2 separate regions of the Homo sapiens genome follow, and region 2 is linked to region 1. Evidence: chromatin contacts called from ENCODE Hi-C data. All regions are on one chromosome and are shown on one strand. The core of a region is the stretch at or near the end of the contact, and the rest is flanking DNA. Distances in the headings are between cores, read along the strand shown.

Region 1 (7,349 bases), core at 338-2,837:
CCAGTCTATGGTATTTTGTTATAGCAGCCTTAACAGACTGAGACACTCGTCTTAAATCTTTCTGGATTCTATCCCCTGAGTGGAAGTCAAAAAAGGAGTCTGGGCTCCTCCCTCCCCACCAACCCCCACAAGCAAATCCTTCAGATGCTGCGATGGACCCTCCTGATGGCCCTACCTTCTGACTTGCCTTTCCTGATGCCCAGCACTTCTGCTGTCTGCTCCCTTCTGTGTCCCCTGCATTTAGTCCTGGGCCTGTCACACCACATATGGAACTAAGGGCCTGATGGAAGCTGAGACCCTAAAGGGCTGGGCTGGGGGCACCATGAAGGGGTTGGCCATGGTAGGGGACAGGCTGCATCATTCAGCTTTCGCTTCAGGTCTAGCCCAGTTTGAAGGTTCTCTCTTCCCTCCCTGTCATCTCCCACACCTGCCCAGGCAGGTGACAAAGCAGTCCCCAGATCCCAGGCCACCAGCCCCAGAACCAGGCCAGAGTCCCAGAGTCAGGCCCAGCTTCAAAATGGCGCCAGGCCTCATCCAAAGCATCAGGCCTTTGCAGAGGGCCCTGGGGTACACTCGGGGGCATTTCCTGTCTGAGCCTGCGGCCCCCAACCGCTGGCAGCATGGGCTTCCGGCGGGGCTGCGGCCGGGGCCTGCACTATCAGCTCGGCACCAGACGCCCGGTCAGGATACTTGTGGTGAAACTGTGAGGGCGCACTGGGTCCTTTGGGGTTTTCTCCCATGACAGCCTCCAAGACAAATGGAAGAGAGAAAGTGACACCCAGCCCTTCTTCAGCCGTGTTTTCCCCTCCCTGAGCCAGGGTCCAGGTTCAAGGCTGGGGGACTGCCATGAGGCCACCTATGACTACAGGGACATCCCAAAGCTGCAGCCATGGAAGCAGCCAGGGCCAGGCCACTAGGGTCAGGCATCTTGGCCAAGGCTGGACAAAAGGCACTGTGGCCTGGGGATCTGAATGGGAGTGGGAGTGGGTGGGCCACTCCTATACGGCCACATGAGGGCCACAGAGAAAGTACGCTGGGTCTGAGACTGAGAGGTGTCAGGTGTCTGGGGCATGTCACCTTGCGCCAAGGGATGCCCAGCCTGAACCTGGCTTTACACCTAGGGCCCCACTTCACCTCCTCCCTGAGATTTACAAGGGGGAAACTGAGGCCCTGTTTACTACTGGGGAAACCGAGGATCAGGGAAGCGCAGGGCTGCGCGTGGCGTAGGGCGCTCTGTCCCAGCAACCAAAGGATGTAAGCCCGTAGGTGGGGAGGGCAGCACCGGATGCCCCACTGGGCCCAGGGATGCACCCACCACAGGATGCTGGGGGAGCCACCGGCCTTGGCCAGCCCAGCTAGCCCTGTGGCTTTCCAGGGCAGCTGAGAGCCCAGGTCCCCATGGCTAAGCCCCTCAGCAGCCCAGTGGTCCTGAGCCCGCCGACCCCAGACCCAGTCCTAGTCCGGCCAGAGGAGGCCGTTTACGAGCCCACACCCGTAGGTGGCGCCACAGCCGGAGAATTGGCTTTGGTTCTGTTGGAGCCGCGCCGCCTTTAAATTAGCCCCACGCATGCGCGACTTTTCTAGCCCGAGCCCGCCGTCTGCGCCTGCGATTTCGCCCATACTCCCCGGTGCCCGCCTCGTGACGTGCCGCAGTGTTACGAAGGGACACCAGGGCGCAGGCGCAGCTCGCTCCTCAGGCCTGCGAGAGGCCCGCCGGCCCAGCAGAGGGCGCCCACCAATCTGCACGCGGGCCCAGCGAGTTATCTTGATTTCGGCCAAGCTTTCTGACTGCTCCAAAAAACGAAGAAAAAGATTCAGGGAGAGTAAGAGGATGAAGAGAGCTGGTGAAGCAGCTGACCAAATGGCCCGAGGTGGTATGCAGCCGCGGTAAAGCAGGGCCCCTCCGTGAGGCACAGCCGCCCGGGGGTTCCCTAGGGGAAGCAGGGGCTGCGGCAGACGCCTCTCGGGCAGGTCAGGGTATGCACCCTCCCGCAGGGGCTCCCAAGGCCGGGCGTGCGTGAGGCCAGGTCCACGGGCACACCACTGTGAACACTGATTAAACGTGGCCTCCACGGCTTCCAACCCCCAGGACAGGACCAACCCTCTGCCCCCGGCTCAGGCCAGAGCTCGGCGAGACCGTCGCTGTTTAACAAGCATTTGCTATACGCCACCTTGCATTATGACAGCATGTGACCCACACAGCCATCCTAGGAAGCAGGTAACAGCCCTACTCCATTTTGCACGGAAAGACTTGCCTGAGGTCACAGAGAGCGGCAGGCCTGGGATTTCCATCCAGGGATCCGACTGCAGAGCACGACTCTGGAGGGTCTTCCTTCTTGCTCCTCCCATCCTTCCACTGTCCTTGGATCCCCCATTTTCCCCCTGCACAATCTCCTAATCCCTATGTTCAACTTCTCATTTTCAACTGGATCTTTCCCAATGGCATTCAACACACTTGGTGTCCCCAACCTTAGAGTAGAACATTCAAGCAGCACAGCCTCCTGAAGGCCCTCACTCATCCCTTTCCCAGCCTGTTTGCGAAATGCTTTGTCAGGACTCAAAGTTAAGTCTCACTTCCGTCCAATTCCCATCCCCACACCAACACAGTTCTCAAGTCACCAATGGGTAAAAGGCTTCAGTGATCCACTCCTACAGCCAAAAGGCACTGCTCGGTCTCTTCAGCCTCAGATGGTTCACTCCTGGAAACATTTTTCCACTTGGCTTCATGACACCACAGTCCTGGTCTTTCTCGTCCCAGGTAAGGAGAGTCCTGGTCTTTGTCAACCCAGGTGGCCACTATTACTTTGTCGTCTTAATATTCAGTTCTGGATCTCTTCTTATTCTATACCCTTCCTAGGCACTGTCCCCTCCCACAGCCTCCTTCTCACCTTTTCCATAACCATGTCTAGGCCCGGCAGCCCCACATTTACCACTTGCACACCAGACCTTATAATTCCAGGCCTGAATATCCACCTGCCCAGGGACACTCCCACTTGGATGTCCCGAGCACCTCCATTTTGCCATGTCTGAAACAGAATTCAGCATCAGTTCCTCACAACTGGTCTTCTACAGACTTCCCCAGTAATCCCTCAACCCACCTGCCAATATTTAAGCTGTTTGTAAGCCACTCATGCAAACATTCAATAACCCAACTACGTGTCATAGATTGGTCTGAACACCTAGCTGTTAACATAAAGATGAGCATAAAAGACAAAACCCCTGCCCTATTGAAGCTAGTTCAGTAATCACACACATTCCAACCGTGGTATATGAGGTGGAGAAGAGGTACAAAGGAAAACGAGAGGGTACCACAGGACTTGACTGAGTGTGGCAGGCCACGGATGGCTCCCTGACACAGTAACCTTAAGTAACACATCCTGAGGCTGAGCAGGAATTCATTAGGTGGAGACAGGGAGCGAACTCCTGCAGAGAGGAAAGAGGGGCAGAAAGCCTGGCACTCACTGGCACTGTCGATTCCCCACATGACCTTTCAATCCCTTGCCTCTTGAGAGGAACCATCTCTGCTTTGCTCATCACTGTTTCCTTGATGCTGAGTAAAACATGACTCACAGGAAGGATGCAAAAACTACAAAAATGGAGGCCTCACTCCACTACTCCATTCTGTGACATAAGCCACGTCAACTCTTTCAACACTCTGGCACCACTTTCAACACTCTGGTACTAGAATAACTCAGTGTTCTAATATGTAAAATGTAAATGCTTGCCTTGCAAACCTGCTGAGAAGCAAATCCATTATTTAATGAATAAAAAGCACTTGATAAAAGCACTATTCCCAAAATTAAGAATTAAATTATGAGAGATCTTCAACAGACCAAAAACAAATGTTCACAGTCCCTGCTTTATTTCCATTTGTTCACACACGCTTTAAAAAAAAAAAAAAAAACACATGCACTCACACAATACCCAAACATCAGAATTAGAAGGGCATAAAACAGGGGGCTTTATAGGCTGAAAAATATCTTAGACTTCAGAACAGAATACCAATCAAATATTGAAAATTCCTTTGTTCAAAACACAAAGATGTTTTGTTTTTAATGGGAGTTTTTTTAAAGTTTTCTTTTTTTAAAAAAAAAAAAAAAGAAAGTTAAGGACAAACGGCAAACTCACACTGCCTGACGCAGGGCCTGGTTTCTCTTCCTTGAAGGCCTTTTACAGATGTCAGCTTTCACTGGCCTCCATGCACAACCTCCCACTACCACCCAATCTGCCTGCCACAGCAAAGTGCAGGCACCCTGGGCCCCCTGGAGGATGCGGGCAGGGGCTACAGGGCATCCAGGATGTGGTCGATCTTGGTGACCAGCTCCTGGCGCTTTCCTGAGATGAGCTTCTCATTCTCAATGTACGTGTCTTTCTTGAGCTTGCCAGCCACCAGGCGCTCAGCCTCCACCGCCGACTTCAGCACCAGCTCCTTGACCTGTGCATCCAGCTTCTGCATTTCGCTCACCTGGCCGAGGCAAGAGCAGGGCAGGACTTGTGAGCTGTCCTCCCACCCCACTCAGCAGGCCCCACCATCTCCCAGGCCTACAGACCCCAGAGCTCCACAGGTATCAGCCACAAATGCAGCCAACAGCACAGTGTCCCAGGGCAGCAGGGCTGGCTATGGAGGAAGATAGGCCTGGCTTCAAATGCCAACTTCACCACCCACAAGCCCCGTTCTTACGCCCTTGTGAACAAGCCCTGCACCATCCCTGGGCCTCATCTCCATTCTAGGACTCTGAGGACTGAGTATGAAACTACTTGGCAGCACCTATCATGCCCCTGGCACATAGCAGCTCCTCTATGAACATCACTTCTCTCCTTGCAGCTTGTCAAATCAGTTCCAGGGATTCAATTAGGCAAAAGATCAATGGCAAGGGAAGGGGGGGTGACAGGCATTGTCACCTACTGTACGTCACATTGAGGACTGGTATAGTCACATTCATTCAACATTCAACAAATGTTTAGTGAGCCATGGCGCGCGGCACAATTCTAGGTTCCAGAAAACAGCACTAAGGACAGATAAGGGATCTTGTCCACAGATGCTGACATATAATTAACACTTAAGTAGAAGAATAAATCGTTTCAGAAAGTGGTAGGCGTGGGCCAGACACGGTGGCTCACATCTGTAATTCCAGTACTTTGGAGGCCAAGGCAGGCAGAACACTTGGGCTCAGGAGTTCAAGACCAGCCTGGGCAACATGGCGAAACCCCATCTCTACAAAAAATTAGCCAGGCATGGTGGTGTGCACCTGTGATCCCAGCTACTTGAGGTGGAAGGATCGCTTGAGCCTGGAGGTGGGGCTTGCAGTGAGCAGAGATTGCGCCACTACACTCCAGCATGGGCGACAGAGTGAAACCCTGTCTCAAAAACAAACAACAAAAAAAGTGGTAGGTGCTATGAGGAAATTCACACAGAGTGAGGAGAGGGAATGCCAGGGAGTGGACAGGGGAGTCAGTGACTCTGAGGGGCACCTCTGCGAAAAGGTTACTGTCCTCATTTACAGATAACTCCTTTACATAGCTTGTATCAGGACAGGGTTCTGAATATTTTGCATGCATTAACTCATTTCACACTCAGAACCCCTATGAGGGGCTAACAGCATTCCCATTTTATAGATGAGGAAACTGAGGCACAGAAGTTAGGTGACTTGGCCAGGTTTACAAACTCTGAATCAGAGCCTGGATTCAAACCTATTGATTCTAAAGTCTAGGTTCATTTTACCACAACATAAGCAGCCTGGGACCTAGAACAGTCTGGCCTCCAGGAGAGGATGCAGCTACTCTCAATACTGGCCACAAGGGCACGCAGTGCTGACGAGGCTAGCAGAGCTTCCTCCACACCCAGCTCACACCAGGACCCCAAAAATCCCTTTTTCCTCCACAAGGACTGGCACCACATGAAAAGTTATGGCCAGATGCAGTCTTATCCCACAAGCATGCAGGTAAGCAAGAGAGCTGCCCAGTGTCTGCCCTAGACAAAGCAGTGAGGCATGGAGGGCCCCAAGCCAAGCAACTCTGTGACGCCCGACACTTACTCTGTCGCACAGATCAGAGCCCTCTGTCTTCAGCCTGGACTGCAGCAGTGCAATCTCACTGGTCAAGGCCTTGTGTTCAGTCTCCAGGCTCTTCTTGCCACTGTTGAGGGTGGAGATGTCCCGGGATTGCTTGTACCTATTGACGGTCTCGTCAAAGTGACGGTAAAGGCCTATTCTCTTGTTGACCAGGGTCAAGACCTGCTCTGTGATGCAGGCTACCTTCATCCTGGCTTCTGCGGCTGGATCCTGAAGGAAGGAGAGGCACCATGTGTGACAACATCCAGGCTTGGGTCCACTCTGACCTTATCTCCCAAAGAACATCTGCCACCAGCAGCCATCCAAAAATGAAATGCCACCTTCTTGGAAAGTCAAAGTCAAACCCCTACTGATACCTAATCTGGACCAGGTTCAGCAATGGGCAAAACTAGGGCCATAAAGATGAGCAGACCAGCCGGGCCTGGTGGCTCACGCCTGTAATCCCAGCACTTTGGGAGGCCAAGGTGGGCAGATCACGAGGTCAGGAGTTCAAGACCAGCCTGACCAATATGGTGACATCCCATCTCTACTAAAAATAGAAAAAAAAATTAGCCGGGCATGGTGGCAGGCACCTGTAATCTCAGCTACTCAGGAGGCTGAGGCAGGAGAATCACCTGAACCCAGGAGGCGGAGGTTGCAGTGAGCCGAGATCGCACCACTGCACTCCAGCCTGGGCGACAGAGCGAAACTCCATCTCAAAAAAAAAAAAAAAAAGATGAAGCAGACATTTCACTTCACAGTCCAGTAAGGCAGACAGATAGATGTGAACAAGGATGATAATGTCAGTGTGCCCTGCATATATATTACAGCAGTCTTGCCCATTTAATCAGCAGGAAACATTAGATAAACCAAAATTAAGGGACATTCTATAAAACTGGTCTCTACAACACCACAAATGTCAAGGTTATTAAACACAAAGAAAGGACCAGGAATGGTGGGTCACACCTATAATCCCCACACTTTGGGCAGCTGAGGCAGGAGGATCACTTGAGGTCAGGCGTTCAAGACCAGCCTGGGTAACATAATGAGACTCCGTCTCTACAAAAAAATATTTTGGCCAGGTGCAGTGGCTCACACCTGTAATCCCAACATTGTAGAAGGCCGAGGCAGGCAGATTGCTTGAGTCCAGGAGTTCGAGACCAGCCTAGCCAACATGGCAAAACCCCATCTCTAATAAAAATACAGAAAATTAGCCGGGCATGGTGGTGCATGCTTGTAGTCCCAGCTACTCAGGGAGCTGAGATGGTAGGATCTCTTTAGCCCAGGAGGTCGAGGCTG
Region 2 (6,686 bases), core at 2,491-4,990, 400 kb after region 1:
TGCCTCATCTGCTAACCTATGTATGTTGCACATTTTCTTTGGTGTCTTGATGCTTCTTAGGAAGCTTCAGCTCAACTTGCTTGTGCCTCAGTTTTCTCATCTGGAGAATAGGTTAGTTTTAGTACCTACCGCACAGGGTAAGAATCTAATGAGATAATAGAAAGCATTTAGAATGATGCCTGGCACATAATAAGCCCTCCTTAAATGTCATTGTCAGCTGGTCCTGGGGTGTGCCTGCATTTGCTACACACTCCTCGGATGAGCTTTCGACCCCTGTGCCTCCAGCACTCTCCATCCACCTGTATCTCTGCTTGTCCCTGCCTGGTTCTACTCGCTCCTGCTCCACATAGCTGGGAACATGGCTGCAGGGACCCCAGATTCATGACTTTCCAAATTCTGTGACCCAACATTCTGCTTCCCAGCACCTGTAGATAAAGTCCTAGGAAAGAACGTGGATTGGCCCAGCCTGGGTCACAGCCCCACCTCCAGGCCGAGACCAGGACCAGGCTACTAGGATAGTCCTGTTGGCCCGGACCAGGGCACACGCTCAACCCTGAAGTGGGCCAAGAGTTGGGTGGCCATAGAAGTGGGACAACTCCCAAAACGAAGGTTGGTGCTGTTACCAGGAGACAGAAAAGGATGCAGGTTAGACAGAAAACAATCAATGTCCACCTCATGAACTTCCCCTTAGAAGTGAAAATTCAAGAAACATAAAGGCTACAGCTCAGCACCAGGCACAGAGAAGGTGGAAGAGCGGGCATTGGGCATTTTTTTATGTAGTGTAGCAGTTTTCCAGAAAGTCAAAGGGCCTGGCGCATGGATGGTTTTCTTTATTTAAGGTGGTCTCATCCAAAGAGAGAATCTCTTCTCACATAAGGATATGCTATTTACCCACAAGGAGACATTGGAAGAAGAGGCCAGTTCCTGGGTGGAGGCCTGGCTTGTCCTGTAGCTCCAGACGTGCCAGTGTCAGGACTTTCACATGACCTGGCCTAAGTCAGGGGTAGTATACATGGTTCTGCAGACCCAAGCCGGGTGAGCTCTGGAGGACACAAGGGGGTGGGCATCATGATCGCCAGATTGTTTTGACGGTACAGCCTTGGATATAGACAGTCAAAGTGGTCTTGTGTAGAAAAAAATGACAAAAAATAAAAGTATGCTTCCTTTGGATGGAGAGGGTTCTATATTATATTGGATTTTTTAGTTGCTAATGACTAAAAGCACTCTCACTGCCTTAGGCCAAAAGAAAAGTAGGAACGGCACTTATTTATCAACTAAAAATCTCAAGCGTATATAGCTTCAGGCATGGCTAGATCCAGGAGCTCAAGTCATGCTACCTGGAATCTCTTTCTTTCTATCCTTTATCTTGTCTTTCTCCTAGTTGGCTCTGATTTCAGACATTCTTCCCATAAGGTAGCAAGACAGCTACCATCATCATCAGGATTAGCTCCTATCCTCCCAATCACCCCCATCAGAAACACTTTCTCTTTCCCAGTAGTTCCAACATAGGCCACACCCATCCTGGAACCAGTCACTGGTACCAGGGAAATGGAGCATGCTGACTGGCCAGCCTAGGGTCATGTGAGTACTCTGGACCAATCACTGCCACTCTGATTAGCTAGACCTGGCTAAAACATTCCCGCCATTGGCCCTGCCCGACACATGGGCCAAGAGAAATGGAGGAGTCTGTTCTCCAAAGAACAGTAGTCAGGGGGCTGGATGGGGGGCTACTTGTGGGCAATGATGGCACCCAGTCCCCCTGAGCCGGGCAGAGGACCTGGCCAAGGAAGGGCCGTGGCTTCTTTGTGACTAGGCAGGGGCAGGAGCGACTGTCAGAATGTGCTCTGAGTTGGGGGTGGGGGCTTTTCCGGAGAGGACCGAGGTGACTGGAGAAGCCTGGAGCCACCCAAAGTCAGAGACCCAGGAAGGGGCAGACAGAGTCTTCAGGCTCTTCATTTTGCCTCTTCATGATTTTCTGTCAGAAATAACCATTGGCTTTTCTTCATTCAACCAAATTCTGTCAAGTGCCTAGAGAGGGCCCATGCTGTCCTGGGCATGAGGGAGGCAGCTGGGAAGAGGCAGAGACCCTGCCCTCGTGGACCAACTCTCAGTGCGTTACGCTGTTGACCACCAGTAACTAAGCGGGTGGACGAGGGGAGGGTCAGGGAGTGTGAGTCAGCTCGGGCTGCTGTGACAAGCCCCACAGACCAGGAGCTTCAACAACAGGCATTTGTCTCCCACAGCTGTGGAGGCTGACCAGAGTGCGGTGTCGCAGCGTTGGCTTCTCCTGCGGCCTCTCTCCTGGGCTGGCAGCCAGGGCCGCCTTCTCCCTGTATCCTCGCGTGGTCTTCCTTCTGTGTGTATTTCTGTCCTAATCCCCTCTTCTTAGAAGGACACCAGTCAGACTGGATTAGGGCCCACCCTAAAGACCTCATTTTAACTTGATTACCTCATTAAAGGTCCCATCGCCAAATAAGATCACATTATGAGGAGCTCTGGGGGTCTGGACATCAACATATGAATTGGGGAGACACAACCAGCCCATCACAGGAGACTTCTCTGAGATGTGACCCTGGAATTGAGGCCTGAGTGGCAAGGTGGGGCCATGACTTGTGTGATCCAGGGCGGAGGTGACTCCCATAGCAAAATCACAGGGCTGGGCACAAGCTTGGCTTGTCTGCACTGCCTGCACGGGGACGAGCAGGTTGGAGCCAGCCTGGATGCCGAGGGGCCAGTGAGGAGGGGCCAGTGAGGAGGAGCAGGTGAAGAGCCCTCCTCACCTGTACACACGGAGTCCTGCTAAGTCTCAGCTCCAAGTGGCTCAGACCCACCTGCTACTCTCCAGTCGCACCCACCACCCAGCCCAGCCCCAGCACCACTCCTGGACAGCTGTCCTAGCCTCCTGACTGGTGTCCCAGCTCCATCAGAACCACGGACCACACAGCATCAGGTTAATCTTTTCAACACCCAGATCCCACCTCGGGCTCGCCCACTCACAACTCTCCTGTGACCTCCTCTGGTGACCATCATGACTGTGAGTGACCAGGCCCTTTCCCATCCTCTCCTGCAGCCACACTGACCCTCCAGGGCTCCCCTTCTCAGGCCCTTTGGGCATACGGCTCCCTCCACCATCCCCAAGCCTACTCCTGACCAATCCACATTCACCCTTCAGGTCTTGCCAGACCCCAACTCTTTAGGGAGGCCCCACCTCCATCTACAGCCTCTTCCTAACGTCTTTCACGGCCCCTGGACTTTTCTGTCCTTCATGTATTTTTGTGATGACTTCATTGAGGTCTGCTCCTTCGGGGGGGGAGGTTGCGGGGTAAGCTCTGTGAGGTCAGGGGCCATGCCATTGCTAAGGACAGTGGCTGGCTCAATACTTCATCCTTCGGTGAATTAAAGAACCAAGTCAGCAGCTTGGGCTGGCAGGGCCTTAGAAGTCACCCAGCCCAGGCTGACACCCTGCACGGCGCCCCCGAGAGCTGAGTGTCCGTGTCTGCTCGCACACTCCTGTTGCACCCTTCCCACCGCCATCCCCTGCTCAGTAAAGTTGGGGGGGTTCCCGAATTCAGGTAGGGACCAGAGAGGAGTCACAGAGGACCCCTGAGGACTGTCCCCCCACCCCTTGTGATTTATTTTCCGCCCTTCCTCTGCTGCATCCCGCCCCCCTACCCCAAGCTGTTCTTCCTGCTGTTGTTCTCTTGTTTTCACATGTTGCTCTCTGTTTCCTGTAAGGCTGCTTCACTCAGGAAACGCCATGCAGCAAAGGAAGCCGCTGTGTGCGAACCTCCAGGACCTCCCAGAGTAGGTGCTGCAGCGTGGCCGTGGCCTGATGGCCCAAAGTAGCCTGGCTGGGTTCTGAGGGACCTGTCAGCTCTGCAGCTTCCTGAGACTTGCTGAGTCACTGAGCGGCTCAGAGCATAGGAAGCAGAGAGAAAAAGACAGCAGTGACATTTTTCATCTATTCCAGAATAAACTGAGCCCAGGCGGTGTAATGGGCTTTTGATGCGTCCCCCTGGCTTTGATGTGATGCCTTGACCGCTCCCTTGGTTACAGCAAGTTAACCGGTCAAACACTAAGCTACAGTTGCTGTACAGGTATTCTGCATATGGATTAAAGTCTGTCATCAGTTGACTTTAGGTAAGGGACATTATCCTGGCTGGTCTGGGTGGGCTTCAAGAGCCAAACAGGCTTCTGTGTGAAAGAGAAGTTCCACCTGTGGACAGAAGGGTGTGGAATCCATCTACAGCCAGGCCTACAAGCTGTAGCTCTTTCTGAAGGACTTTATGACAAGGAAGTGGGCTGTGTGATTGTGGGGGCTGGCTAAGCAAGCCTGAAGTCCACAAAAGGGAAGCTGGCAGGCAGGTGGAGCTCATGGGCACGCCCGTGTCTAGAGCCTCTGGGGAAGCCCATAAGCCGTGCCCGTGAGCTCCACCTGCCTGCCAGCTTCCCTTCTGTGGATTCCAGACTCATTTAGCCAGCCCCCGTGATCACACAGGCCACCTGCTTGTCATAAAGCCCTGGAGACAGAGCTACAGCTGCAGGCATGGCTGTAGATGGATTCCACACACTGGCCCCACTTCTCTGGTCAAACCCTGACTCGTACAGGGCCTGAGGCAGGAGGGGGCGGAACTGATTAAGGAACAAAAGCTAACATTTTTGAGCACTCACTGGGTGTTAGGCACTGCACTAAGGACTTTATCTGTACAACCTTATTGCACTCCCAAGCAGTGCTGTGAGTGGTTTATCAGTGATGATGCTTTATGCTGCAAGAACATAAAACCCAACTCAGAATGGCTTAAACCACAAGGACATTTATTATCTCATGTGAGAAGTCCAGGGGAGAGCAGTTCCTTGGCAGTTCAGTAAAGTTTTCAAGGACCTGATTCATCTTCCACTCTGTTTTCCTCAGCTTGTCATTTTGGCCTGTCAGCAAGGACCCCTCATGGTTGCAAGAGAGCTGCCATGGCCTCAGGCATCACTGCCATATCCACGGGTCCTCCTGGCAGACTTCCCCTCACCTCTCTTTGGCCAGAATTGCATCACATGCCTGTTTCTAAACCAATCTGAAGGAAGCTTCATGATTGAGGCTTCGTGAAGGCGGCTTCATGATTGGCTCAGGCCAGTCAAGTCTCTCTGGGAGCACAAGGCCACAGTCGGGGTTGAGCTGACAGCAGATGGGGTGTGGTTGTTTGGATGGCTGAATTTGGTTTCTATCACAACCATAGCCGATCACCACACTCTTAGTGACTTGAAACAACACCCACCTGTGACCTCATAATTCCGTAGGCCGGAAGTCCAGGCGGGCGTGGCGGGCTTCTCTGCACAAGCTCGCACAAGGCCGAAAGCAAGGCACCCTTGGCCGGGTCTGGACCCCCTGGGAAAGCCCGTTCCAGTGTTGGCAGAATCCAGCTCCTTTTGGCCGTGGGACCGAGGCCCTATTTCCTTGCCGGCTGTCAGCTGGGGTTGCTCTCTGCATTCCTTCACCCACATTGCTTTCATCTTCCAGCCAGCAACGACCTGCCCCATGTCCTTCTCACACTTCACATCTCTCTCACAGCCTCTTCTACACCAGCCCAGAAAGCTATCTGCATTTCAAGGGACTTGTGTGATTAGACAGGGATAATCCCGTCTTCTGGTCAGCTGTGCCACAGAACATCATGCCATCTCTGAGTGACAGGCTCACTTCACTCACAGGCTTTGAGAATTAGGGTGTGGAACTTGGGGGCCCATTCCTAGACATTCTGCCCACCCCCGTGAGGCAGACATTTCACTGGAAAGAAAGTTAACCTCAGAGAAGTGAAGTGAGTTCCTCAAGGCTGTACCAGCCAGGAAGTTATGGCTGCAAACAACAGAAATCAATGCTGCTCATTGAAGCAAGAAAATAACAGCCCTCCCTCCTGGCTACCATATAGTATGCAGTCCTGGCCATACAAGAGGGTCCCTGTGCCCCTCAGGGTGGTCTTTTTATCCCCAGCCAGATGCTTGGTTTCAATTATTCTATAACCTAATAGGATTAGTTATCTTAGGAAATCCAGAGGTGCTGGCTGGCCTTGGGAGTAAAGATGAGACCTCAGTTCTCCAGGCTCATTAAACATGTTTGCCTCCATAGGGAGACAAATTGTCTCCATAGGGAGCAGAAGTCATCAGTTAAATCCGGGGTTAGCAAACTACAGCCTGTGGGCCAGTCCAGCTCCACCCTTATTTTTATACAATCCACAAACTAAGAATAGTTTTTACATTTTTAAATGGCTAGGAAAAAACTAAAAAAGGGATATTTCATGACATATGAAAATTTCATAAAATTCAAATTTTAGTGTCGATGAATAAAGTTTTATTGGAACACAGCCATGTCCACTTGTTTACATATTTTCTGGGACTGCTCCTGTGCAGAGTGGAGTAGCTCTGACAACAACCTCATGGGCTTCAAAGCCTGAAGTATTTACTCTCTGGCCCTTTATGGCATAAGTATGCCAGCCCTGAGTCAAATGACAATGTGCTGGTCATTGGTGACCAGCAATTCCAACCTTGGGATTCCTCATGTATTCTGAGCAGGGGACTGGGCAGGGGCAGGGATGGACTCTCTCACCTCTTGTTCCCACACGCCTTCCTGCCCTTCAGGCAGTCCCTCCCCGGTGATTTCTCTGTATCTTCTTGTTGGGATGTGTTCTTGCGAAGTGAGTCTT

The links. A loop is a pair of places that touch in the nucleus more often than their neighbours do. Pooled maps may share reads with other maps.
Region 2: a loop to region 1 is called in a pooled map, with 12 times the contacts of the local background. The contact joins two enhancer-like sites. A Hi-C loop is called at or near these places in 2 of 168 maps with a recorded cell type or tissue (both naive thymus-derived CD4-positive, alpha-beta T cell), 1 of 37 single-sample maps with no recorded cell type and 9 of 50 pooled maps.

The regions. Positions count from the first base shown.
Region 1 is chr3:128,616,129-128,623,477 of GRCh38, forward strand. It overlaps RPN1 (ribophorin I), which reads right to left. Exons shown (of 10, transcript NM_002950.4): 9 at 6,036-6,281; 10 at 3,841-4,465. The coding sequence ends at 4,283. Among named protein-coding and RNA genes, the nearest start is that of RPN1, 31 kb to the right of the region's middle. RefSeq lists enhancers at 1,692-1,981, 1,775-2,286, 2,002-2,051. Within about 2 kb of position 1,588, at least 32 of the 41 ENCODE cell types and tissues checked have a DNase peak (open chromatin) inside an H3K27ac peak, as active enhancers do.
Region 2 is chr3:129,012,116-129,018,801 of GRCh38, forward strand. The region is part of intron 2 of EFCC1 (EF-hand and coiled-coil domain containing 1); the gene reads left to right. It also overlaps a transcript of CFAP92 not described here. Among named protein-coding and RNA genes, the nearest start is that of EFCC1, 14 kb to the left of the region's middle. RefSeq lists enhancers at 3,811-4,318, 4,032-4,141, 4,162-4,211, 4,889-5,390 and a silencer at 4,992-5,151. Within about 2 kb of position 3,741, at least 23 of the 41 ENCODE cell types and tissues checked have a DNase peak (open chromatin) inside an H3K27ac peak, as active enhancers do.